Regions from separate parts of the Homo sapiens genome. Here regions 1 and 2 are each linked to region 3. Evidence: chromatin loops called from intact Hi-C (ENCODE). Cell type or tissue: dorsolateral prefrontal cortex. All regions are shown on one strand.

Region 1 (8,000 bases), 75 kb before region 3:
TAAGGTAAAAAGAGTTTTACCCCATATAATAGTAGTTCCCATTATATAGAATATTCTTTCTGTTTATAGAATCCTATATAATAGTAGTTCTACTTTAAGTAGACTTTGAGAAAAACACATGATAAAAATTCAGCAACATTAACAAATTAGAGGATCCCCTCTTAAAATTTTTTTGAATAGCTAGTACATGAACTTGATATAAAATTCACGAGGTACAAAAGGAAATACCATGAAAATATCCTTCTTTCACCCCATCCCTCATTCACACACTGCCCTTCTCCAGAGCCTCCTATTGTTTCAACTTCTGCTGTATCTTTTCAAAGGTAAATTTGCACTACAAACATTTACATATTTCATCTTAAAAAAAGACAAAATGGTAGCATCTTACCACTCTTCTTCATCTTGCTTTTTTTCACTTAGCAATATCTTGTTATATTTTGTTGTACTTTAACATGGATATGTTGAAAAAAAAAGGTGGGGAGCAGGTGTGGTGGTTCACACCTGTAATCCCAGCACTTTGGGAGGCCAAGGCAGGAGGATTGCTTGAGCCCAGGAGTTGGAGACCAGTCTGGGCAAGGCCCTATCTCTACCAAAAAAAAAAAAAGTAATAATAAAGAAAAGAAAAGAAAAGAAAAGAAAACTAGCTGGGTGTGGTGGCATGTGCCCGTAGTCCCAGCTACTTAGGAGGATCACTTGAACCCAGGAGGTCGAGGCTGCAGTGAGCCATGATGGCCCCACTGCACTCCAGCCTGGGCAACAGAGCCAGATCGTGTCTCAAAAGAAAAAGAGAGTCCGGGCGTCGTGGCTCACGCCTGTAATCCCGGCACTTTGGGAGGCTGAGGCAGGCAGATCACCTGAAGTCAGGAGTTCGAGGCTGCTCTGGCCAACGTGGCGAAACCCAGTCTCTACTAAAAATACAAAAATTAGCCAGGCGTGGTAGTGCGTGCCTGTAGTCCCAGCTACTCGGGAGGCTGAGGCAGGAGAATTGCTTAAACCTGGGAGGCAGAAGTTGCAGTGAGCTGAGATCACACCACCGCACTCCAGCCTAGGGGACGGAGACTCTGTCTCAAAGAAAAAAAAAAAAAAAAAAAAGAGGCCGGGCTCAATGGCTCACACCTATAATCCCAGCACTTTGGGAGGCCAAGGCAGGCAGATCACCTGAGGTCGGGAGTTCAAGACCAGCCTGACCAACATGGAGAAACCCCGTCTCTACTAAAAATACAAAAAATTAGCCAGGCGTGGTGGCAGGCACCTGTAATCCCAGCTACTTGGGAGGCTGAGGCAGGATAATCACTTGAACCCGGGAGGTGGAGGTTGCAGTGAGCCAAGATCACACCATTGCACTCCAGCATGGGCAACAAGACCAAAACTCTGTCTCAAAAAAAAAAAAATAAGAGAGAGAGGGGAAAATAATATTTTTATTCTTCATGACATGTGCTGTTGAAAAATTGTATCGCCTTTTTTTTTTTTTTTTTTTTGAGACAGTGCTCTGTTGCCCAGGCTGGAGTGTAGTGTCATGAGGCTCACTGCAACCTCTGCCTCCTGGGTTCTAGCATTTCTCCTGTGTCAGCCTCCCAAGTAGCTGGGATTATAGGGGAGCGCCACCACGCCTGGCTAATTTTTTTTTTGGTAGTAGTAAAGATGGGGTTTCACCATGTTGGCCAGGTTAGTCTTGAACTCCTGACCTCAAGTGATCCACCCCACTCAGCCTACCAAAGTGCTAAGATTACAGGCATGAGCCACTGCACCCAGCCGCATTTTTTAATATACAGAAAATCCTAGTGAATATTTTTAATATACAGAAAATAAATACCACTTAGAGATTCTCAGCTCTTAGATTGGGAACCACCAGTATAAGTAAAATATTAGTAATCTTCAACTTTAATTTTGGCCCTTACTGTGCACCAGACATTGTTCTAAGCACTTTACATATTATCTCACATAATCCACATCCTCATCATCCTTCTAGTCTCAGCTTAAATGTTATCTCCTCAGAGAAGCCTTCCCTTATCCAAGTAGACCTATCCTCTCCCCTTTCCATTATTCTCTAGCATTTCATCCTGTTTATTTCCTTCAGGACACTCAGCAATACAAGTAATTAGTTACCCATTTGTGTACTTATTTACTGTTGTCTTCCCAGTCAGAGTATGAGCTTTGAGAGCACAGACATGTACTATTGAACAGTTTGGTTCACCACAGTACATCCAGTAACATACAGTGCCTCAGTGCTTGGCACAGAGGAGCCATTCAATTGAATATTTATTGAAAGTACATACTGAGCAAAAAACAGCTTTACGAAGTAGACCCTATTATTTTCTCCTTCATACTGATAAGGAAACTAAGGCCTAGAGAGTGAAATAGACTCATCCCAAAGTTGGTAAGTCACAGAGTTGCTTTAAAACCCAGCTCTGCTGGGCTCCAGAGCACAAGCTCTTCACTATGACCCTGGTCTCAGGAACAGAAGACTGAGTTCAGTCCTGGCTGTGTGAAATGTTGAGTAAGTCCCCTATCCCCTCTGGGACTTTTTCTTTCATTGTAAAATGAAAGAGTGGATGTCGCTATCTTCCTTATGGTGATGTTTTGTGATTTATGAGGTCTGTGATCTATGAAAATGAAATGGGGGACACTGAAGGAGCCAAGAAGATTGGCTTGATGCCTTTAAGCGTGCCGATTTTCAGTTATTTTCTTCCTTCTCTCCTTCTTTCACTGGAGATTTGCTAATCCTTATTTTATGCCAGGCATTGTGTTGGAGGTAATAGGAATCCAAAGATGAATAGGATATATATAGTCCCTGACATTAACGTGCCTGGCCTGATGGGAGATGCAGACCCATTAAATGGCTGCTTGAAATACGGTATGGGCCAGTATCCCAACAGTAATACTATGTGTGAAGCTCATGGCAATACAGAGGAGGAAGGGATTAATTCCATCATGTATGTGTTGGTGGGAGTAGAGGTGGATATGTAGGAAGGGGGATGCGGTATAATGCTGAGCTGGGCCTTGGGAAAATAAGTTTTCCATGTGGTCAAGGTGGAGGTGAGGCTTTCTGGACACAAGAGACATCATGTGCAGAAGCACACCAAGAAAGAGCATGAAGTGCTGAGGATTGCTAGAGTGGGGGGTTGGCTCTCAGGATATGAAGCTGGCTAGGCAAAGGGAGCCCATGAAGAGCCTTGCTGAGGAGTTTGAACTTAACTTCTGAGAGCAGTAGCATGGCCAAATTGTACTTACATTTTATTTTTAGAAGGATCACTCTGGCATTGGTAGGACTGGAGATAGGTGATGAGGTGAAAGGAGTGGAGACCAGTTAGAAGGCTTAGAAGTTGTCCAGGTGAGAGATGATGAGGGCTTGGACTTAAGGTATTTGCAGCAGAGTTGGAGTGGAAGTAGATAAATTGGAGATTATTTTAAAAGAGAGACCCAAAGGCCTTGGTGATTAATTGGATGAGGAAGAATAAAAGATGAGATGAAGGGACTTATTGTAATGGATTGATGTAGTCTAAAAGAATAAAACAGTGGCATTAATAATTATAGGGGATTTGGAGTGAAGTGGAAGAAATAATGATGTTGGCTTTGGATGTATTGAGTTTAAGATGTCTCTTAGCTAGGAGGAAAGGTGTAGCTCTCTCTACTTCCTTTCCAGAATAGCAGTCCTAGCCTAAGTCACTCATCCTTGGACCAGTTTCCTGTGGAGCCCAGTGCGGTATAAAATTCCCCAAGAGCTCACTGGCATTCCTGAGCTCCACATCCTTCAAGGTTAAAAGCTGGGTGTTGAAAACTCCCTGGACCCTCATTGATAGGCTAATGGATTATGGACCTGTGTGTGTGTGTGTGTGTGTGTGTGTGTGTTTTAAATCAGATGCTGGCTCCAGTGCAGCAAACTCTTCTGCCTCTTGCAAGCATCAGCCTTGGAAACAAAACAAAACAAAACAAAAAAAACCTTTTTTATGGAGCAGCCTCTGGCCCTGACAGGCTCTGGCTCTCTGTTGGCTCCCAAGAAGCCCCCCACCTTTCTTAGAGATCAGATTTTTAAAAGATGAGGTTGTACAGTGCTCAGCCAGATCCCCACGTGGCCGCTGAAGAAAGCCCAGAGTGTTGGGGACTGGGCCCTTTCTCAGCTACCACCTCTGCTTGGGTGTCCTCAATGCTAAGACAAGACACCTTGTGGCCCAACTCTTTCCAAAATGACGGGGCTGGGATTCTCCCCCACCTCAAGTCGAATATCCAGCGTTCACCAGGCGGTGGCAGGACCGAGCACGTGGTATCATTTAGGGGCTGGGCTCCAGGGTCCTCCTAGGAAAGAGGACAGCCCAAGAGGCGAGAGGCTGGCCGGCCACCCTGGCCATGGCAACCTCTCTGGCTCCTACAGCTGCTGGCCAAAGGCAGGGGGCACGCCCTGCGTCCCATTACCACGTTCATAGGATGGTGCCAGGAGCCCGTTATCTCTTCTTCGCCTTCTCCTCACGCACCACCCCCACTGTCATGCCGATAAATCCCGGGAGCAAAGGGTGGCACGATTCCTCCCGCGCCCCTGCGGGCTGAAGGCGGGCACTAAAGCAGTGCAGTCCCAAGCTTCCCCTGCAGAAGCCGCGCTCCCTACTCGGTCCGGGGGCAGAGGGGGCGCGAGAGAGCAAGTGGGCGGGCGTCCCATCCTCCGCATCCTCCTCCAGGTCCTGGCGCACAGGGTGGGAGCGCTGCGCTGCGCCGCGCTGCGCATCGCGGCCCGCTTGCCGCCTGCCCCCTGCCCTAGCTGGGCCACCTCCCCGGGCTGCCGGTGGAGGGCTAAGAGGCGCTAACGTTACGCTGTTTCCGGTTTTCCAGCGGGCTCTGTTTCCCCTCCCAAGGCGGCGGCGGCTGAGCGGCGGAGCCCCCCAAATGGCCTGGCCAGATGCGGCAGGTTTGCTGCTCAGCGCTGCCGCCGCCGCCACTGGAGAAGGGTCGGTGCAGCAGCTACAGCGACAGCAGCAGCAGCAGCAGCGAGAGGAGCAGCAGCAGCAGCAGCAGCAGCAGCGAGAGCGGCAGCAGCAGCAGGAGCAGCAGCAACAACAGCAGCATCTCTCGTCCCGCTGCGCCCCCAGAGCCGCGGCCGCAGCAACAGCCGCAGCCCCGCAGCCCCGCAGCCCGGAGAGCCGCCGCCCGTTCGCGAGCCGCAGCCGCCGGCGGCATGAGGCGCGACCCGGCCCCCGGCTTCTCCATGCTGCTCTTCGGTGTGTCGCTCGCCTGCTACTCGCCCAGCCTCAAGTCAGTGCAGGACCAGGCGTACAAGGCACCCGTGGTGGTGGAGGGCAAGGTACAGGGGCTGGTCCCAGCCGGCGGCTCCAGCTCCAACAGCACCCGAGAGCCGCCCGCCTCGGGTCGGGTGGCGTTGGTAAAGGTGCTGGACAAGTGGCCGCTCCGGAGCGGGGGGCTGCAGCGCGAGCAGGTGATCAGCGTGGGCTCCTGTGTGCCGCTCGAAAGGAACCAGCGCTACATCTTTTTCCTGGAGCCCACGGAACAGCCCTTAGTCTTTAAGACGGCCTTTGCCCCCCTCGATACCAACGGCAAAAATCTCAAGAAAGAGGTGGGCAAGATCCTGTGCACTGACTGCGGTGAGTCGCCCCCTCCCTTTGCTGGAGAAAGGGGGGAGGGGCGAGGTGGTGGAGAATGGGGGTGGGGCGGGGAGGTGCTGCAGGTGCCCGGGCCTGGCAGCGTCCGGGCGCTGGGGGGGTGGGGCCGCCCCTGGGCAGGGCGCCTGGCACGGGTGGGTGAGGGGGTTGGGGTTGGAGAGAAGAAGGATCAGGCTCAAAGTGTGCCAGGGGTGGGGGGCGGAGGGAGGCGCTGGCCTGTGCCAGCGGGGATCTGCGGCTGATGTATGGCATGTGGGGCTGGAAAGCTGCCATCATAGCCCAGTAGCGGAAGGAAAAACGGAGAGGTCCTGGCGGTGCTGGCCTGAGGCTCAGTGAGTCAGGAGTGACCCTCGGAGGCCTTGCCTGCCCTGCTGCCGCGGGCCTGCCGTGCCCAGGCTGGCAGGGTCTGCGGGAGCAGCTGGGCAGACTCCCAGGCTGTGAAGGCCTCCGCTTACAAGTTCTCCTAGGGAATGGTCGCCCCCGCCCCCTCCTTCCTCTCCTGGGCTCGTTGCTCTGCTCATCCACACCGCTGGCGCAGGCAGAGTTGGACTTTTTCTGCTACTGTTTTCCGTCCTCCATGTGGCTCCAGTTTTTTTCTTCATCGTGATTGCCTGTCTTTGCTAAGCAGGTAGCACATCCTTCTCTTAAGACTAGCAAGCAGACACCTTTTTTTTTTTTTTTTTTTAGCTGTTTCTGGGGGAATTACAAGGTCTGTTGATTGTGATGATGATGAAAGAGAGTAACTTCTGCTGAATGCTTTAAGTTCAGCTCTAACGTCTTACTCGCCGGATGTATTTGACTGCATCTCTCATCTTCATGATGTTGGATGCTGCACAGGAATGCAGGTGATTAGAAACAAAACACTGAAATCTGTAGATCTCTGCAGCTGGGAATGGAAGTCTCCCATGTCAAAAGTCAAAGAAATGTCAGTCTAAGAGCTTTTTCTTCTTGTCCCTGAATCCAGTACTTACTTCTTAGTAAGATATTTCAAATCAAATTGTCCCACACTGGAGTATTTGGTGTAAGCCTGTCTCGTGCTTATTCAAATTGAGGTTTCGTTTTGTCCCAACTAAAGCTGAATTTGTTGGCATGCGGTATGACTTGCTGGACTGTGTAATCGCTGAATTATGATAGATGTCCTGTACTCTCATAGAAGTTGGTATGTTTACCAGTTTTACCAACTGATTCTGGGTAGTGTAGACAGGCTTTGTTTGAGTAGCAAAATATGTGTAACAGCTTATAGTAAGTTTTGCTGCCTTCATCTTTCTAGATCGATACCTATGATTTTTGGAAGCTTTCCTCCCCCACCCCCTTCAGGAGGCAAATTTTAGGAGTTTAGTGATGGGAGTATATCTAGACACTAACTATGTTAAACTGTGATCACTTTAATGAGAAGAATCTTGGCAATGTCTTAATAAGGAGGGGAAAACTTTGGGGGATAACAGCAGTTTATCGCTCTGACATTATCCTTAGGAATATTGTTGACTGCTTTTTATTATTGGTTTTATGTTCTGAAATGTTTTATAAAGACAAGTAGAGACCAGCTAAGAATTTCTAATTTTTTATTCTATTAAGTATTTTGATACTTGGGGAGTATTAAAATACTCTGAGATGCCTTGGGGAGCTGTGAAACAGTATTGTACAGTGGAAAATAGATAGTAAAAATATTTATTGAATCTTGTCCAAGGACAGCTTCTGTTTGGTTGTTGGTGAGTTGCTCCTGCATTTGCACAGTGTACATCTCCACATAATCCCTAGTCTGGGCCGCTGAGGACTTGATGGTCTTTGTCAGATAACCCCATAGAGTAACTGGCTTCTCTGCTCCCTTGTCTCCCTCCTCCTACTTTCTCCTTCCCCCAACACAATACACCTTATCAATTACACATTGTTTGTTCTAGTGGGTATTCAGTAGCTTAACAGTTGAATGCAGAAATCATGAAAGATTTGAGGGGCAGAAATATGGTCTGTTTCTAGGTTATGATCATCTCATATTATCAAAATAGCATGTGTAGTATAGTTCTTAAAAAGATACATTTAGAACTGCAATCACTGGTAAAGGAAGGGCCCTCACATATCACAAATTATCAAGGATCAGGAATGTGTATGGCAGTAAACATTTTAGAATGCAAAAAAAAATTGCTTTGAATTGATATTCAAAGGGAAGTATATAAATAGGTACCATTTTGGGGAGCCTTATATAAGGGGATTAGAAATTAAAGGACATATTTGTGAGACTTGTGGAATTGGTGATAATATAACAGAAGAGCATAAACTGCATTTTCTTGTTTTCTACTATGTGGTTAAAGAAAACATGTACTGGTAATGCTATATTAAATAAGGAAACAAAATCATCCTAACTAACCACAACACTGTCCTTGTGCTTAGCAGGAAATA
Region 2 (8,000 bases), 110 kb after region 3:
TCCAAACCACCCTGTTCAGTAAGACGACCATGTACCCTCTTCCCACCCATGCCACTTCCCTGATACACTTCCCAGCCCTCCACCACCCCCCAATTAGCCAGGCATACCCACACACACACTCCTACCACTACAGGACAAACCTCCTGCCTCCCCTGGGGGAGATGCCATCAAGGCCCAGAGAAACTCTAGCCCTCTGCTCAACTACCACTCCCATTCCCCACTCCTCCAGATTTGAGGTCACAGGGTGTTCATGAGTATCTGTCACAACCAATGGCTGCCACTTACTGTAAGCCTAAGTGGCTTCCTGACAGTTGCTATATACTGCAATGCTAAGAAATAGAGTACACTTGCCTCTTGAGGAAGTTTACATTGATTAATTTTGAACAGTAGCCTATTATTGAGGGGGACACTGGTGATGAACTTAGCTAATTTCCTAAGGAAGAAGATGCAGAGGCAATATAGACCCATCTCTGAGTAGGGAGATGTGGGGAAGGGGTCTAGCCCTCCCTGTAAGCTTCTCCTTAGGTATCCAGCCTTGCCGGGGTTCAGAAGAGAGTACAGGGCTGGGCATGTCCTCCAGAAATTTGCAAGACTTCTGCAAGAAATCTGAGATTCGCTTGAGGAGAGGGCTGGCAGCCAGAGAGCAGAAGAACGTGTACCCTGTGGGTAGAGACAAGGTCAGGGAGATTGAGTGGGGGGTGCTTTAGAGCTGTAAGCAAGGCAAGATCAGAGAATGAGATCCAGGGCAGGTCCAGGCAGTGATGGAGAAACAGGTCATGGGGAAATGGAAGAGTTTCGCAGGCTGGCTGCCACTAGGACCTTGATGTGGACCAGGCTTCCAGGGTCCCCCAGCGAGCCTGCTCCAATCCCTTTTGTGGTCCTTGCTACCTGAGGCCAGATTCCCTGCACCTGGTATCAGGAAGGCCCACTTTGGGATGCTGATAATTCCAGCTCCTCTCCAACTTCCCATTTCCCTACTAAGCTTTTCCCATGTACATCACACTGGGGCAGCCTATTCCAAACCATGTTCTACCACAAGGGTTCCTCAAAAAACAACATCCATGGTGAAGTAAATTTGAAACACAAATAAATTTGAGAACTTACATGGAAAGTTCAGCTATTTCCTCCTATGAAACTTTCATAGTCTTTCATAGGTGAAGGTACACTGCAACTCTACAAGGCACCCTGAGAATGTATTTCCTACATTGATTTGGCCACAGAACCCTCTTTGAAAGAACAGATAAAACATCTCTTAGGTCACTTTTGTCAAAGACATACACAGTCTGGGAACAGCATTCCCGAGTTATCTGAGTTTCCTGGGGGCTGTTTCTTGGATGAGAAAACCTGCCCAGGGCCCAGGAGAGAATCCTTCAGTCGGTCCTGGGAGGAGTAGCTCCCAAGAACTTGGTATTCCTTAAGGCTCCCAGATCCCTGCCAGCTGACTGACTGCCTGGCACCAAGAGGCCACAGTGCTTGCTTCATGGGGCACCAGGCAGGTAAGAAGGAAAGTCTCAATGACCAGTAGGACAATTTCCCATCTTCCCTCACCCCACTTACCTAAATCATCCTCCCCCTGACCCACCCCACCTTCCCCACCACCCATGGAGCCACATCTATGAGACAGATTTTTAAGGAGATTTCAGAGCCCTCCACCCAGCCCTGACTCCAGTCCCTTCAGCTACAAGTATGACCCCAAGTGCCTGACTTGGTTTTTCTCATTCATCACTGTGCACTTTGATTTCTAACCTTAGCCTCGCGGATGATGCCAGTTTGTTCTGTGATTTTTCCCCTTTTCCTTCTCCAGATGTCCAAATGGATTCTTCGGACAGAGATGTTTGGAGAAACTGCCTTTGCGATTGTACATGCCAGATCCTAAGCAAAGTATGTTTGAAGATACAAACACAAGTCCCTGCTCCTTAGAAAGCTTCTGGGTGCAGTCCCCCCAATGTAGGGCATAGGGCCAGGGGTGTTGGTTGTTTTGATCTTTGGCTGTTTTGTTTTGTTTCTCTTTTCTTTTTTGTATTTTGGTTTGTTAGTTCTTTTTGTTTTGTTTTGTTTTGCTTTGTTTTCATTTTTGGCCTAATCCTTGGGTTTAAAGTTCAGGGCTGCAGGTAAGGGGCAGAGTGGCAAGGCCAATACAAATGGTAACGGTGGCAAGGAACCCAGCTGGCATTGGCAGGAGCCCGTGCCGGGGTGTTGCAATGCCTGTGTCTTGCTATCCTGGCTCTCTCTTTCTGGTTTTCTTTCTTTTGGTAGGTGTCCTGTGGGATACACCGGGGACAGGTGTCAGCAGTTCGCAATGGTCAACTTCTCCAGTATGTCTCTTTCTTCTATTTCTTCTCTTCCCTGGTGACTGACAGTCTCCCCCTGGGGAGGGATGGGGCCTTGCTTAGCAAGACTAGGGGGAGATGTAGAGGGTGTCCTGCGCTCCTTAGAGGAGACGGAAACACCCCCGGCACCCCCACCTCCACATGTGGGCTGTACCTCCTGGGCACAGTAATGCCAAGTTCTCTCTGCAGCAGCCAGGGCCACACCCAGGCCTCCTCCCAACTTCTGGGGTCGGGCAGCCTGGCCAGAATGGGAGGAAGCATTTGCAGAGCCCTCCCCTGCTCCGAAGGCTGCCTGAGGGTACCAAAGGGTCTGGCAGTGAGTGTGTGTGTGTGTGTGTGTGTGCCGACGTGTTTGAGAGAGAAAAAAAGTTCTCAGAAAGCCCATTTTCCAGTCTGGCCAGAGTTTGTTTGTTTTGAGGGTTTGGAAATGGGGTAGAGGGAAGGAAGGGGAATTAAGGGAGAGCAGGACCCAGGGCAATGATTTCCATGAATACCAGAGATATTTATGTGGCTACAGGATGGTGGGAGAGGGGGCGGGGGTTGGTGCTGGAGATGCTAAAAAGTTGAGGAAATGAGGAATTGAGGGGTAACTGGTGACTCTCTCAGCACCTCTGTGGTCTGAATCCTCCCATCTAGGATTTTATTCCCTTCCTTTCTTCAACTTATGAGGTTGGAGCTTTCCCTTTTGCACAGTTTGCAAAAAAAAAAAAAAAAGAAGAAGAAGAAGGAGAAGAAAGAAAGAAAAGTGAGCCCCGAGGCCCAAGGACCCAGCCATAATTATGGAGTGCTTTTATTTGGGGCCTGAGAGCAGTTCCTTCCAGCACCACCAGGTGGAGGTGGAGCAGAACAAAAAGCCTCTGGCCGGCCATTGATTCTGCTTGAGGACCAGGGGTCCGCTGGCTTGCAAGGCCTGTCCCCAGTTACCCATCCCATCCTGCAGAGCAGGCTAGGCCCCTGCGTGCCCCCCGACCTCCTCTTCTCCAGGGAGGACAGCTGGGCCCCATGAGGAGTGTGGAACCAAGTGTCCACATGGCACTGGATACTGGGAGGTAGAACTCTGGGAGGTGCTAAAGGTGGGATCCAGGGGACCATGTAGGTAGCCTTGGAGAAAAGGGGTTTGGGGATTTAGGTCTCAGGGTGGAGAAATGATCCTTCCCAGTACTCCTCAGACCACAGCACAAAAGTCCAGCAAGTTACTCCCCACCCCAACCCCACAGGGGCATAGAGACCCCTGGGGGATGGGAGCTGCTTGGCCCAGATGGTCAACTATCTTAATAGAGTGTGGGAGGCCAAGGAGGAAGGGCAGAGCCTGTGGGCAGGACATGTGGCCCAACAGAATTCTCTAGAACGCAGGCTCTGCAATCATTTCAGAGTCATATCCAGCCCTGAGTGCAGGACTGTAGAGCAGGAGGGACCTCAAGAGAAGGCAGAGCCTAGGCAGAGCTGGGGGCCAGGGGCAAGAGACAGTGGGGCAATATTCCTCTCGGCAGAGAGCCTCCCGGGCTTGTGAGACTGTCCTGGATGGCGAGTCCCAGCCTGTCCTGAATCAGAGCAGCAGAGCCTCCGGAACCGGGCCGCTATCCAAGGCCTCTCTGCCAGCTGGGCTGCTTCAGCTTTCAGCCTAGATCTGCTAGGAAGGTCAGCAGGGCCCCGGGAGCCCAGAAAAGAGCCTGCAAAGGCAGTCCAGGCCCTTCTGCCTAGTGTCTTCAGTAGCTTGACTGTTACCTTTTCGTAAAGGATTTATGCTCTTCAAGCACTTTCCCAGAGAGCACTTCATGTACTGCTCTAGCAGATAATTACTGAAAAGGTAGTGTAAAGTGCTGGCTTAAGTGTTCAGGCTTCGGATTCAAAGAGACCTCAGTAAAAATGCCAGCTGCTGAGCTTACTAGCTCTGGGGCCTCTTTAACTTCTCAATTTGTTTTCTCATCTGTAAAATGGGGATGATGACATTTATGCCTGTGGGGTTACTGTGAGGATGAAATGAAGTGCTGCATAAGAAGGGCTTAGCAGAGAGCCTGCCATTGTGATTGGAGCACAATTTAGTACCTCTCCCAGCTACAACTGGTATGCGGGGGCAGGGCAGCATCAGCCCCCTAGAGGCTGACTCCCAGCACATCCTGAGCAAAGTGTCCAACCTGCCCAGATAGCATCTAGACCAGGTTATCTTTTGCAGAGATCAAAGAAAGAGCCTGTGACTGCAATAGCACATTGAAGCTTTTCTTTCTTCCACAAACAGCCCCTCCATTCCCCACGGGTCAAAGCTTGTCCATCTTTATGTCCCCATGTAAAAGAGCACACATACTTGTACACACAAGCACAAACGCATGAGCATGGGCTCATACATGCACAAACACACAATCATGTTCTTACATACCTGCACACATGAGCAAACCCATGAGCATGTGCTCACACCTGCACACACAAGTGCAAACACAGGAGCTCATGCTCACATCTGTACACATCACTGCCTCCTTGTCCAGGCAGCCTATGACTGTATGGCATGGGACATGTCCAGGATGAAGAATTTGCATATTGTCTGGTAAGCACAGCCCTGTTGGGAGTCCAGCATCAGGTTGCCATGGTTACTGGTCAACATGCAAATTTCTGGTTAATAGGACCTTCCGGTGACTCAGTGGTGCCACTCCACCCTGGCTGAGTGGCAGCCAATGAACATAATGAGTGGGAAGGTCTTGTCTTTGCTGGGGCGGACACAGCCATAGGCCCCTCATGTTCCAACCCATGCTTCCCAGTGAGAAAGCTGCCTACCCAGTGACTGGCCAGGCCCTCAGTGACCCCACCAATCATGCCAGCCACCACTCTAAACAGTACTGGCCTTTGACTCAAAGAGGAGGCCAGTTAGGAGCCCTAGAAGCTGCAGCTGCTACTATTCGGTTCCCAGAGGAGTGATGCAGAAGAAAACGCTTAAAGGGCTTTGGGAGCCCTGCTCACTTCTCCAGCTGGTCATTGTCCTCAGGAATACCCAGCCAGGCCTGCCCAGAAACTCAGTGGGCAGGAAAGCCATGGCTTAGCACCAAGGGACCAAAGGGTCTGGCCTCCAGTCTCCCTTCTGCCTCCTAATTTGCTGTGTGACCTTGGGAAAGTGTCCTAGCATCACTGGGCCCCAGCTGCCTCATCTAATACAACCACCTCGTCGGAAAGTGGGGCCCAGACCAGCTCTATGAACCCAATCCTCTTTGCGTCCCAGGTGTTGTGGTCAAGCTGGGCTGTTCTCTCAGGGCAGCATGGCTGGATAGCCAAACAATGTGAGCTCTCCAGCTGCCTGAAGGGTCCCTGGGCCACAGCATTAACTACTCAGTGAGAGGTGCGCCAGGGTTCTTTGAGAATTGTCAAGTTTGTACTGTCTACTCAGCACGCCTGACCAGCCCTGGGACACCCTGGAGAGGAGTGGACAAACTGTACTTACGGCAACTTTTTCCTGCCTCCAAGCAGTCAGAGTGGGAATGCAAAGAAACCAAAACGTCAAGGTCACTCCCCAACCTGGGATTTAATAGCAGTACAAGAATGGCTTGTGTCTGGAAAAGCTGGGAGTAATGAATGCTTCATTGGTGTGGTCTCTGCATGGAACTGGGGGGTTGAAGCCCCAGGATCTTCCTCAAGCCTCTTTAGTCAGAGCCATCACAGTCCCTGGCTCGGAGCCATGCTGCTCTCCCGCCCTTTTCCAAATGCAGAACCTTCTGGAATCCCTATCAGGAAGTAGATGAGAGGTCCAGGGATGGATAATGCGCAGGACTTCCTGCGGATTGCCACGTGCTCGCCTTCCTCCAAGGCAGATGAGAATATCAGACACAGTGTCACACCTTCCCTGGATCTAGTGGTGCTGACTATACACCTGGGGAAGCCAGAGAGTGAGCCAATCCAGGCTAGGAGGAGCGGGGCCCTGCACGCATGCTGAGCTCATGCCGTCCAGGCTTGTTCACATCTTCCTGTAGCTGTGTGCAAGCACTTTGGACAGACAAGGAAACAGGGATTATGGCTTACCCACATCCACATAGTGAATTAGGGATGAAACGGAGACTCTAGGCTTGTAGACCGATGCTGGCTGCTACATTAGAATGGTAGGTGAGCTTTTTAAAAACACTGTTGAGATTTCTGGGCTCCCACCTCAGAGCCAGATTTCCTCAGTCTGGACAATTCAGAAGCTCAGCCAGGTTTGCAAACCTCCTAGGATCCTATGCCCCAGGCTGATCCCCACGTAACAGAGAAGAGCCTGAGACTTAACTAGATTGGAATCACTCAGGGTGGCACAGCAGCAGGTCAGTGCAGAACTGACTCTTGAGTCAGGGTCCTTTTATCTAACCCTTCAATGATGTGGGGGTCTCCGTCACAGGGTCCTGAAATCACACATTCAAAACAGGATCCCACTTCCAAGACTGTAATTTGTCCACCAGTTGAGGAGCTCAGACATTCTACAAGTGAACCCACTTGTCTCTTCCTGTGAGTTGCAGTTTGCTCTTCTGGGTAGTGAAATCAGGCTCAGGCACCATGGCCCAGCCCTGTAGGCTTCTAGGGTGTTGCGGTGTCAAGTAGAGAAGTGACCTGCTATCTGGAGCCTCATCCTCTTCCTCTTCCCACTCCCTCCCACAGACTCTGAGGCTCCCCACCCGGGCTCCCAGTACGTGGACAGGCCAGCTAGGCCTGTGGGGCACAGCAGGGACATGGGGCCAGTCTGGGGACCTCATGCCTGCACTCTGAACAAAAAAAAAAAAATTGGGCCCCCAATGAGGGAGCTGGGCAAGCTGTCTGCAGGAAGGCTTGAGAGTTGAGAGTGCTGAAGGCCTGGCACTGATGCTGGGAGGAGCAGGGGGGCTCCTGAGACCCCCACCCCCACTTACCTTTCCTCCCAGGGACATTTGCCAACTGACTCTTGCGCCTCTGCCTCGCCACCAGGTACTAACCCCACAGCTCATCTCTAAAGAGCCTGCCCTGCCTGCTGTTTCTAACATCTCTCTCTACCCTCCTTGGGGCTCTTGGGGACTGGGTGTCAGGGAAGGAGCTCAGGAGGCTGGGAGGGGACACTACTAACCTGCTTTCACCTCGCAGGATGGCTGCCCGGTGTCTGAGGAGTCCTGACCAACGTTTCTGTCTCTCTCTCTCCCCCTGTCCCCACCCACCTGTCTCTCTCCCTCCACCCCTCCCTTTGTGACCCTCGCTCTTCTGCACTGCCAGAGCACCTTGGATTTGAATTAAAGGGTATGAAACCTCTGTGTGTCACTCAGCACCATCTGCGTGGCCCCTCTCCACAGCCTCCGATGCCATGTGTGCTGAATGTTTGGTTTCCTTTCCAAAAAATGGAAAAGGGATGATTCCAAAAATCTCTCCTGGCCCCATCGAGATGTCCTATCATAAACTACGTTGATTTAGCAGGAGACGAAAGAAGCTCATGAACAGAAGGGCACTCAGGGGTTCGGACCGTTGCCCTCAGTGTACCGTAGCATCCCTCACATAGGGGAGATTTATTGCTAGGAGAGCTCAGAGGGGAGGGCCCCCTCCTGAGCTGAGTGCAGACCCGCAGGCTGGCTGGACAAGAGATAGGCCCCATGTGTGAACATGGCCCCTTGAAGGGCTGGTGTCCAGGAACCACAGAAGCCTGGTTTGGAGAGTTGTGCAGAGAGGCATCCCTTTCCATTTGACTTTAGTCTTCTTTCCATT
Region 3 (8,000 bases):
AGGCTGAAGTGCAGTAGTGCAATCTCGGCTCACTGTGACCTCTGCCTCCTGGGTTCGAGCGATTTTCCTGCCTCAGCCTCCCGAGTAGCTGGGATTACAGGCGTACGCCACATACCCAGCTAATTTTTGTATTTTTAGTAGAAACGGGGTTTCACTATGTTGGCCAGGCTGGTCTTGGACTCCTGACCTCAAGTGATCCGCCCACCTCGGCCTCCCAAAGTGCTGGGATTACAGGTGTGAGCCACCGTGCCCAGTTTATGACATTCTTTAATACAGAGGATTTATATTTTTTAATATGGTAAACATTATCAGTATTTCTTTTTGGTCTACTTCTTGATTCATTCTTAGAAAGACTCTTCTATTCCTCCTGTGTGACATAAACATCTACCTAAATGTCCTAGTGTTTTATTTAACATTTAGGTCTCTTAACCATCTATAATTTATTTTTGTGTATTATAGGCCTAGTGTTTTAAAATTTTAGTTAACTTGTTATTCCAGTATCATTGTTGGACAGTCCATTCTTTTTGTTTTAATACAAAATGTCACTTAACATTCTACATGTATCTATAATATTACATTTTATATACGCACTGGTCCTGTTAATAAAGCCTTTGTTCAACACCTGCAATTGTTTCTTGGCTTTATATTATGTTCCACTGATTGATCTATTCTGGTACCTGAACATCATTTTTAAAATTATTGTAGCTTTATAATACATTTTCGTATCTGGCAGTGCACGTTCTCTTTTTTTGTTCTTCTTTATCAGTATTTTTCTTGGCTATTCTACGTTTATTCTTCTAGATAAATTTGAGAATCAATTATGCCCTTGGGTTTTTTAGTTTGGAATGCTGTTAAATGTAGAGGTTACCTTGGGGAGATATGTTGTAAAGTACTACATTTTTACTTTCATTTATTCCTTTTTGTTTGTTTGTTTCCTTTAATAGAGCTAGAGCATAATTTTCTATTGATAGATCCTGCACGTTTCTTACTAACTTTAGTCCTATCATTGTATGTTTTATTGATATTACTAATGGGATGGTATTTTCATTATATTTTCTAATTGCATATTGCTCATGCACTTGAGAATGCTTGATTTTTTTTACATTTGTTTTGTAACTGGAAGGCAAGCATGCTGTCTTCTGGTTTTTCCTTTTGTGGGTTTGGGCCAAAGGCATGTTTGACCTATTTTGAGGCCATTTAATTTCCTTCTGGGTCTGGGCCACAGCTCCTCCCCGCAATTCCTTGCCATTGTGAAAGGAGTTTGGGTGAAGAATGGTGGGCACAATCAACTCCTTGTTGGCTGCCCCCTAAGGACAGATGTGTTGCAAAGCAAATGCCTACCTAGTTCTTTCCCTACTCCAACCCCAGCTGTTTGGATGCCAGGAAGATGACTTACCGTCTAGTGGAAAATAGGCCCATGAATCAAAGCTGACACAGGCAGAGTGATCGTGGAGGAGCTAGGGTGTTAAAATGAAATTGATGCCAACCCTGGGGGCTCTCAGGGAAACTTTAAGGGCCTACATGTGTCATCAGCTTGGTCTCTGGGCTGGCTGAATGCATCTGACTGAGGTAGTCCTTTACTATGGCCCAGAGGCAGAGCTAGATCTGCTTCTTTTCTCCCCATGTTGGGGAAACTGAGGTTGAGCAAACAGGATAGTCTCCAGGATGGTGGTGTTGTCACTGTGTTCCCTTCTAAGAAGGATGGAGATTCATTAACTTTCAAAGCTCAAGGGGAAAAAATAAAAAAAAAAGAAAAACTGGTTATGGAGACTGGCCTCATTTTCAAGTCTGAAGCAAACGCATGTTTGGAAAGGTTTCATGGATAGTGCTAACTAAGGATTCCCAGCAGGTTTTACACATTCTACTTTGGTGGAATGTAAAGATTAGCACTGCCTTTTCTGTCTGATTTTTAGCACTTGGGGTTATATCCCAGTCATGAGCACTCTCTCAGCTTTCCTGCCTTCCCACTGCTTCCTACCACAGGCCACTTCTTCTCTTCTTTGCTCTCTGGTCTTTCATGCACAGGTTGCATGCTAGAGGAGAAGATGGTCCCAGAGGTACCCTGAAAAAGGAGATAAGCTCATCAGGGGATAGCAGGGCTGGAATAGTTAGAGAGAAACATGGAGGGATAAAGGATGTTGGTGGGAGTGGTGGACACAGAGGGTCAGAGTGCAGGGTAGAACTTAGAAGCCAAGTAGTCAGCCCAAATTAGCCTTGCCTGCATCTTCTAGTGGCTCACTCTTGAGGGCCCCTCCAGTGGAGGTGGGGATGTTGCTCTAGTCTTGGTGGTCCTATGAAGCCTACCTCCTTATCATGTGAGGTTTTATCAACCTGACTTGAAAGCTCTGATCCTGTACCCAGACCTTATCCATTGGCCAGACCAGTTCATTTTCTCTACTCCTTTCCTTTTATCCTTAGAACCAAATGAATATCCAGGTTGTTGTTCAAGTGCTCTAAAGAAGGAAACACCACCATCTTGGTTGATGTTTTACTCCAGTGTTTTGGACCATCTTGTTCCCAGAATGTTCTATTTTATAGCTATCTTAGGCCTTCTTGTAATACAAAACCATTATCCTGTGGCATGAATTGGAGAATGTGGAGAATAGTCAGACATCTTTTTTCTGTATAGCCCTTTAGGGACTTCTAAAGGTTATTCGGTTTGTCTTTGAACTTTTGCCAGCACAATGAAGTAAAAATAATACTTGTAAAGTGAGGGGCACAATGCCTGGCACATAGTAAAATGACATTCATTGTTTTTATTGCTTTATTTATATTATTCTTAGGCGATGATAGCACACTCCATTTGCAATATTATTTAAGTTCATATGTCAATGGGAGGCATGGAATTGTTCCAGTAAGGACGGGAAAGGCACATAGTGTTTCCCTTGCCCTTCCTGTTTGAGAGGTGAATGCAGTGTAAGCCAAAGGTCATCATCTATTATTTGGGGTGGAACTAGAAGCTAGAGGGCTCACTACTCCACTAAACTCTAAAATACTTGAGGGCAAGAGTTGTGTCTTATTTGTCTCTGAAATCTCTGGAGCTGAGCATAGAGTTGATTCAATAAACATTGGTAAAGGAAGGTAAGGAGACAGGGATAAGCTGGTGTGGCATCTCAGCATTGCAGGAGACACTAAGATCCCTGTACAAAAACTGTCCCTCTAACATGTCTGCCAAACTAGAGATCCTGCCTTGCTTGAACGCACCTGTTGCCTGATAACTCACTCCTTTTGAAGGCTGCCAGTGAGGTCAGCTCTAATTGGTAGAAACGCTCCTTTCATGGAGGCAGAATCTGCTTTGCCTTGACTTTTACCTGTTAGCCTTATGTCTGTCCCTCTGAGCTACACAAAATAAATTTAGTCTTTCTTCCAGATAACAGCCCTATAGATATTTCAAGATAGCTATTATTTCTTATTTCCTTTTGCCAAATCTAGAACTTGCTTCAGAAAAGCTTCAGGAAACTGTGTCAGAGTCATAACAAGTTATTAAAAGCCAGATATGTTGGCCTTAATCTTGGCGGGTTAAATTAGAATGGCCCTTTCCTAGCACTGGCTCAGGGCCAGAGTCTGCTTCTTGGGTCAGAAGAATATGGCAAGGCCTCTGAGCCCTAGAACACTATATCCTTCATGTTCTAGGCTAGGACTGTGGGCTGCCACGCGGCTGGGCTGATTGCAAGCGCCGGAACCCTCTGCCGGCAGCTTTCCACCAGGTGGCGGGGCATTACCTGCCTGAACGCGGACCCGCGCACCTTCCTCATCTCTCCACCAGGTGGCAGGGCAGGCTGCGTCTCAGCTCCTGCACCGGCCTCGGAGTGCCCTCTCCTCCTGGGCTGAGGCTGGGAGGAAAGCTGTAGGGGCTTTGGAAAGGTCTGCTGCCTTCCCCAGTGAGGACCAGCGGATGCCTCTGCTGCCCTGTGCGGGTGATGGAGCTGGGTTCTTGCTGGGCTTGCTGAGTCCTGGGCAGCCTGTCCAATAATATGCCGTTGCTTGTTGGAGTAGTGTCCAGAACACAGCCTGTTGGGAGCCAGCCCTCAGTGAAAGGCCGCCGAACGGAGAGCTCCCAGTGTGGACAGCTGGCGCTGCCGCTCAGGAGCTACCCCTCTGCCCTTCCCAGCCCTCCTTCCTCCTTCCAGTCCCCTGCAGGCGTGGAGGAAGGTGCTGCTGTCTCTCTGACCCATCCCCTTTGGCGAGGATCGACCAGGTTCCTCGCCTCACACAAACAAGATGAAGTCCAGGCTTGCAGAGTCAGAAAAAATTCTGGTCTACAGGCCTCTTCTCTATAGGGAGGATGTTCCAATCCTGCCCTGCTCCTAAACTAGGCCCCCTTGAGGCTCCGGGTTCTGGCCTTCTGCGCCCTACCCTCACGCAGGCCCTCTCAGCTCCGGGCCCACCACGGAGGCCCGTTCTTTCTGTGGTCGGCCTCATCAGCTGCCTCCGGCTTGTCACTTCCACATCTTCCCTTCTCACCCCTTCTCAGCCGGGCGGGCAGGCATGGTGATTCTGGGCCCAGCCTCGGTATTTCATTGGGACGGGACTATCGGAGAGTGGGAAGGCCTGACTTGAGCTGCCAGTGCCTGCTAGGAAAGCAGAAGCTGTTTCCCTCAGAGGCCTTGGGGGTCAGCATGGCCTCCTCCCCCTGGAATGAAACTCTGGAAGGGGCTTGAGTAAGCATGCAGTCCTGTTCTCCATTTATTTATTTATTTATTTATTTATTTATTTATTTATTTTTATGTTTTATTTTTTGGGACAGAGTCTAGCTCTGTTGCCCAGGCTGGAGTGCAGTGGTGCGATCTCAGCTCACTGCAACCTCTGCCTCCCAGATTCAAGGGATTCTCCTGCCTCAGCCTCCTGAGTAGCTGGGACTACAGGCGCCCGCCACCACGCCTGGCTAATTTTTGTATTTTCAATAGAGATGGGGTTTCACCATGTTGGCCAGAATGGTCTCGATCTCCCACCCGCCTCGGCCTCCCAGAGTGCTAGGATTACAGGCAAGAGCCATTGTGCCCGGCCCTGTTCTCCTTTCATAGGTAAGAAAATCAAGACCCAAGGTTAAAGGAGTCTTGAGGGCTCTGACTAGAGCCCAGGCATTCTACATCTCTGATGAGGCCTTGCATCTGAGGGATCTTCAGTTACCAGCCTCTCCTTAGAAGTGTCTCTGCTTTTCTTCCCACCTGGCCACCAACTGCCCTCTCGTGGGCCCACCTTGTGCACGGCAGCAGCGTCTTCATCAGCTTTTGTTGTCTGGTACATTTGGCCACCTGTGGCCTTTGTTGGGCTGCAGGATGAGGAAAGAGGAAAAGGACACTTGTCCTTCAGTACGGAGACTCTGTTGCGGAGGAGGTATGTGTGTCCTGAGAATGTCTGAGTGGGTTTTCTATTCCTCTGCCCAAGAGGAGTACTTGTTGGACATCTACCTTGTACCCAGGGCTGAGTGGGATACAAGGTAATAGTCCCTGGAGTGAAGGTCCTTATAATCTAGGCATGAGGTTGACTCTAAATAGCTTTCTTGAATCCCATGATCCCTGGCCCCAGCACCGGCCATTGCCTCCTCTTCCTTTCCAGCCACTCCCGTTGACCCTATCCCCGTGGGCTATGCAGTGTGGAGACTCCTCACATGTGATTCCCACATGACTGGCATCTCAGGTCTCCTGCAATCCCCTGGGTGTTATATCTCGGAGCAAGGGGCAAATAAGTTCTATTGATGTGGAGCCACTGGGGGAGGCTGGGGGCCTGCATGACCCCTGTTTCCTCCCAGGCCTTTTTTTGAGCAGTTCCTGTAAGCTCCTTCCCATCCATTAGAGATAGGAGAAGCCTCACTAGCCTTCTGCATGAGCAGGTATGCTCTGAGCTTGCTTTTCTGTGCACTTAGGGAAGCTTCTAAATCACAAGCTTAGATTCTTTTACCTTTCTGTTTGTAGCCCATCAGCAGCTCACCACACAGTTTCCCAGGCCCTCCAGGTCCTCCTGCTTGCATTTCCAACTCTCTCTCTCAGCCTCTCCTCATCACCCCTGACCATGCCAAACTTCCCTTTTCTCCTTTTTTAAGTCGCATATGCTCTCATTTCTAAACTCTTGCATATACTAACCTCTTTTTGTGAAATCTTCTTTTCTTCCCTCTTTCCTCCTCCAGTCTTTGCTGCTAGTTCACACCACCCCTAAGAGCTCATCTTAGAATGTCCCTCCTCTGGGAAAGCTTCCCAGCTCCCAAGAGTAGGGTGGGTCCTCTGATCTTACCTCTGATGGTGCTTGTCAGACTGAATTGTAGTCATTTGTTTCTTAATATCCCTTCCTTACCAAAGTCATACCTCCGTAAGGGAAGGGGCCAGTGGTTTTGTTTATTTGTTTCGTGGAGGGATCCTCACATTCCAGTGCAGTACCTGTCGCGTAAGTGCTCAGATTAGACTTGTACAATGTGGTATGAATGCATGGGTGGGAGAGCTGGTGGGCCTTCCTTGAAGAACTTCCTGCCATCTCTGATCTGGATTCTCTGGGTGTTTAGGTGCATCACTCCTGTGTTTCGTTGGCAATGGAGCATAGTGCACCGAGGTTCTCTGGACAGAGACCATTCATTGGTTCAGTAAATATTACTGAGTCCCTGCTATGTGCCAGGCACCACACTGACACTGGGGATACCATAGTAAATAAGCGAGACATGGTCCCTAAACTCATGGGGCTTATAGCCTAGTGGAGGAAACAAATAATAAGTAAGCAAATATAAAAAAAAAATTAGAAATTGTGAAAAGTCCTAGGAAGAAAATGAATAGGCTGATATAGGGCAATATGAGAGACTGGTAGGAGGGACCTTGCCCACAATCCCCTCTCCCCCTGGCTAGCACACCTCTCCCTCTGCAAAGGCTGTGAGCCCCACATCCATACCTCTGCTGGCTTTACCTCACAGTCACATCCTGACCTTGGCAAGAGTTGTACTAGTGAGCACTCCTGACAGCTCTTCCTTTTAGCACTGTCTGCAATTGGGGTGACGGTCTCTACCAGACTGGGAAGGAGATATATCTTGGCAGAAAGTATAGCCCTGTGCTTTGCTGCTCATAGGAAGGCCTTCAGGAGGGCCAGGATTCATCAGCAGAAGTGTCAGAGTCCCTCTGTCCAGGGGCCTGATTGGGTGAATATTCAGGCCCTGTTATACATTGGAGCATCAGCAGCACTGCTGTGTGGTGGCATGAAAGCCACGGCCTCCTGCTGGCAGCTGGGGCTGCTGCTGCCATCCCTGTTCAGGAGGACTGCGTCGCTCTGCTGTTTGGCCTGGTCTGGGGCTGGGGAATGCCTTGCCTCAAGCTCTGTTGGCAATTGTGCTGGTTTGGGCTGCTTTCTCTGAGCAGCTGTTTGCCTTCTTGGAAAACCTGAGGCTTTGGTTTGGGAGGAGTTGAGAGAGTCGGGGTGTCCCTCTGGGGTACTGTCCCCTGACCCACCCTGGAACATAGTGAGCTGTCTGGCTCCACCCATCTCCCCCACGTAGTTCCACTCTGGACCATTCACGCAGGCTCTTAGAAGTCTTAGAGCATGTGACAACTGTGCCTAGGGTGGGAGGAGGTTGCTGTCGTGGAGCCAGGTGGGAAGCTGGAGAGCTAGCCTGACCATGAGGGGTTAACAAGGTGGTGGTAGGGTTCTTGCCCTGGGGCAGTGCTGATGTGTCTACTGCCACCAACAAAAAATCCTAGTGCCCGTGCATCAAGACACCTTTGTTTCCCCTTAAGCTGGGAGAGTGAAAGCCAGCCCCAGGTTAGAGGCTCTTAGTGGCCTGAGGCCAAAAACTCCACTCTCCTCTCCAGGGTGACACAGTGGCATCTCCTGACAGTCAGACAAAAACCATCTCTCCTGGCATCGCTTGGCCACTGATGGCTCAGGGCTAGATAGGTATGGTTTGAGTGAGGGTCATGGGGAAAGTTGGGAAGGGCCCTCCCTCTCTCTGGACTTGATAGGACCCAACCAATTCAGTAACTTCAGGGGTTAGGTGGAGCAAGAAGCCAAGAAGTAGAGGCCCTGTC

Evidence for each region. Peaks named below come from ENCODE experiments on the same cell type or tissue, not always from the same donor. Only the 100,000 strongest peaks of a DNase experiment are listed, where the experiment ranks them.
Region 1: a loop joins it to region 3, with 2.9 times the contacts of the local background. A loop is called at or near these places in 18 of 110 quality-filtered maps.
Region 2: it touches region 3 in a loop (4-fold over the local background); 67 of 110 quality-filtered maps call a loop at or near these places.

Annotation. Positions count from the first base shown.
Region 1 is chr5:140,039,958-140,047,957 of GRCh38, reverse strand. NRG2 (neuregulin 2) reads left to right here and starts at 4,659. Exons shown (of 10, transcript NM_004883.3): 1 at 4,659-5,588. The coding sequence starts at 4,889. RefSeq lists silencers at 4,517-4,856, 5,017-5,226 and enhancers at 4,525-5,194, 6,567-6,756. In dorsolateral prefrontal cortex, CTCF peaks have their summits at 4,375 and 4,590; DNase peaks (open chromatin) are centred at 4,257, 4,607, 5,287, 6,077 and 1 weaker place; H3K4me3 peaks cover 4,078 bases; H3K27ac peaks cover 4,418 bases.
Region 2 is chr5:139,859,430-139,867,429 of GRCh38, reverse strand. It overlaps NRG2 (neuregulin 2), which reads left to right. Exons shown (of 10, transcript NM_004883.3): 5 at 1,805-1,881. Among named protein-coding and RNA genes, the nearest start is that of PSD2, 68 kb to the right of the region's middle. In dorsolateral prefrontal cortex, CTCF peaks have their summits at 2,955 and 3,154 (motif pointing right); DNase peaks (open chromatin) are centred at 3,159 and 3,909; H3K27ac peaks cover 2,703 bases.
Region 3 is chr5:139,964,699-139,972,698 of GRCh38, reverse strand. The region is part of intron 1 of NRG2 (neuregulin 2); the gene reads left to right. Among named protein-coding and RNA genes, the nearest start is that of NRG2, 75 kb to the left of the region's middle. RefSeq lists an enhancer at 3,583-3,632. In dorsolateral prefrontal cortex, CTCF peaks have their summits at 3,533 and 3,740 (motif pointing right); a DNase peak (open chromatin) is centred at 3,758; H3K4me3 peaks cover 808 bases; H3K27ac peaks cover 803 bases.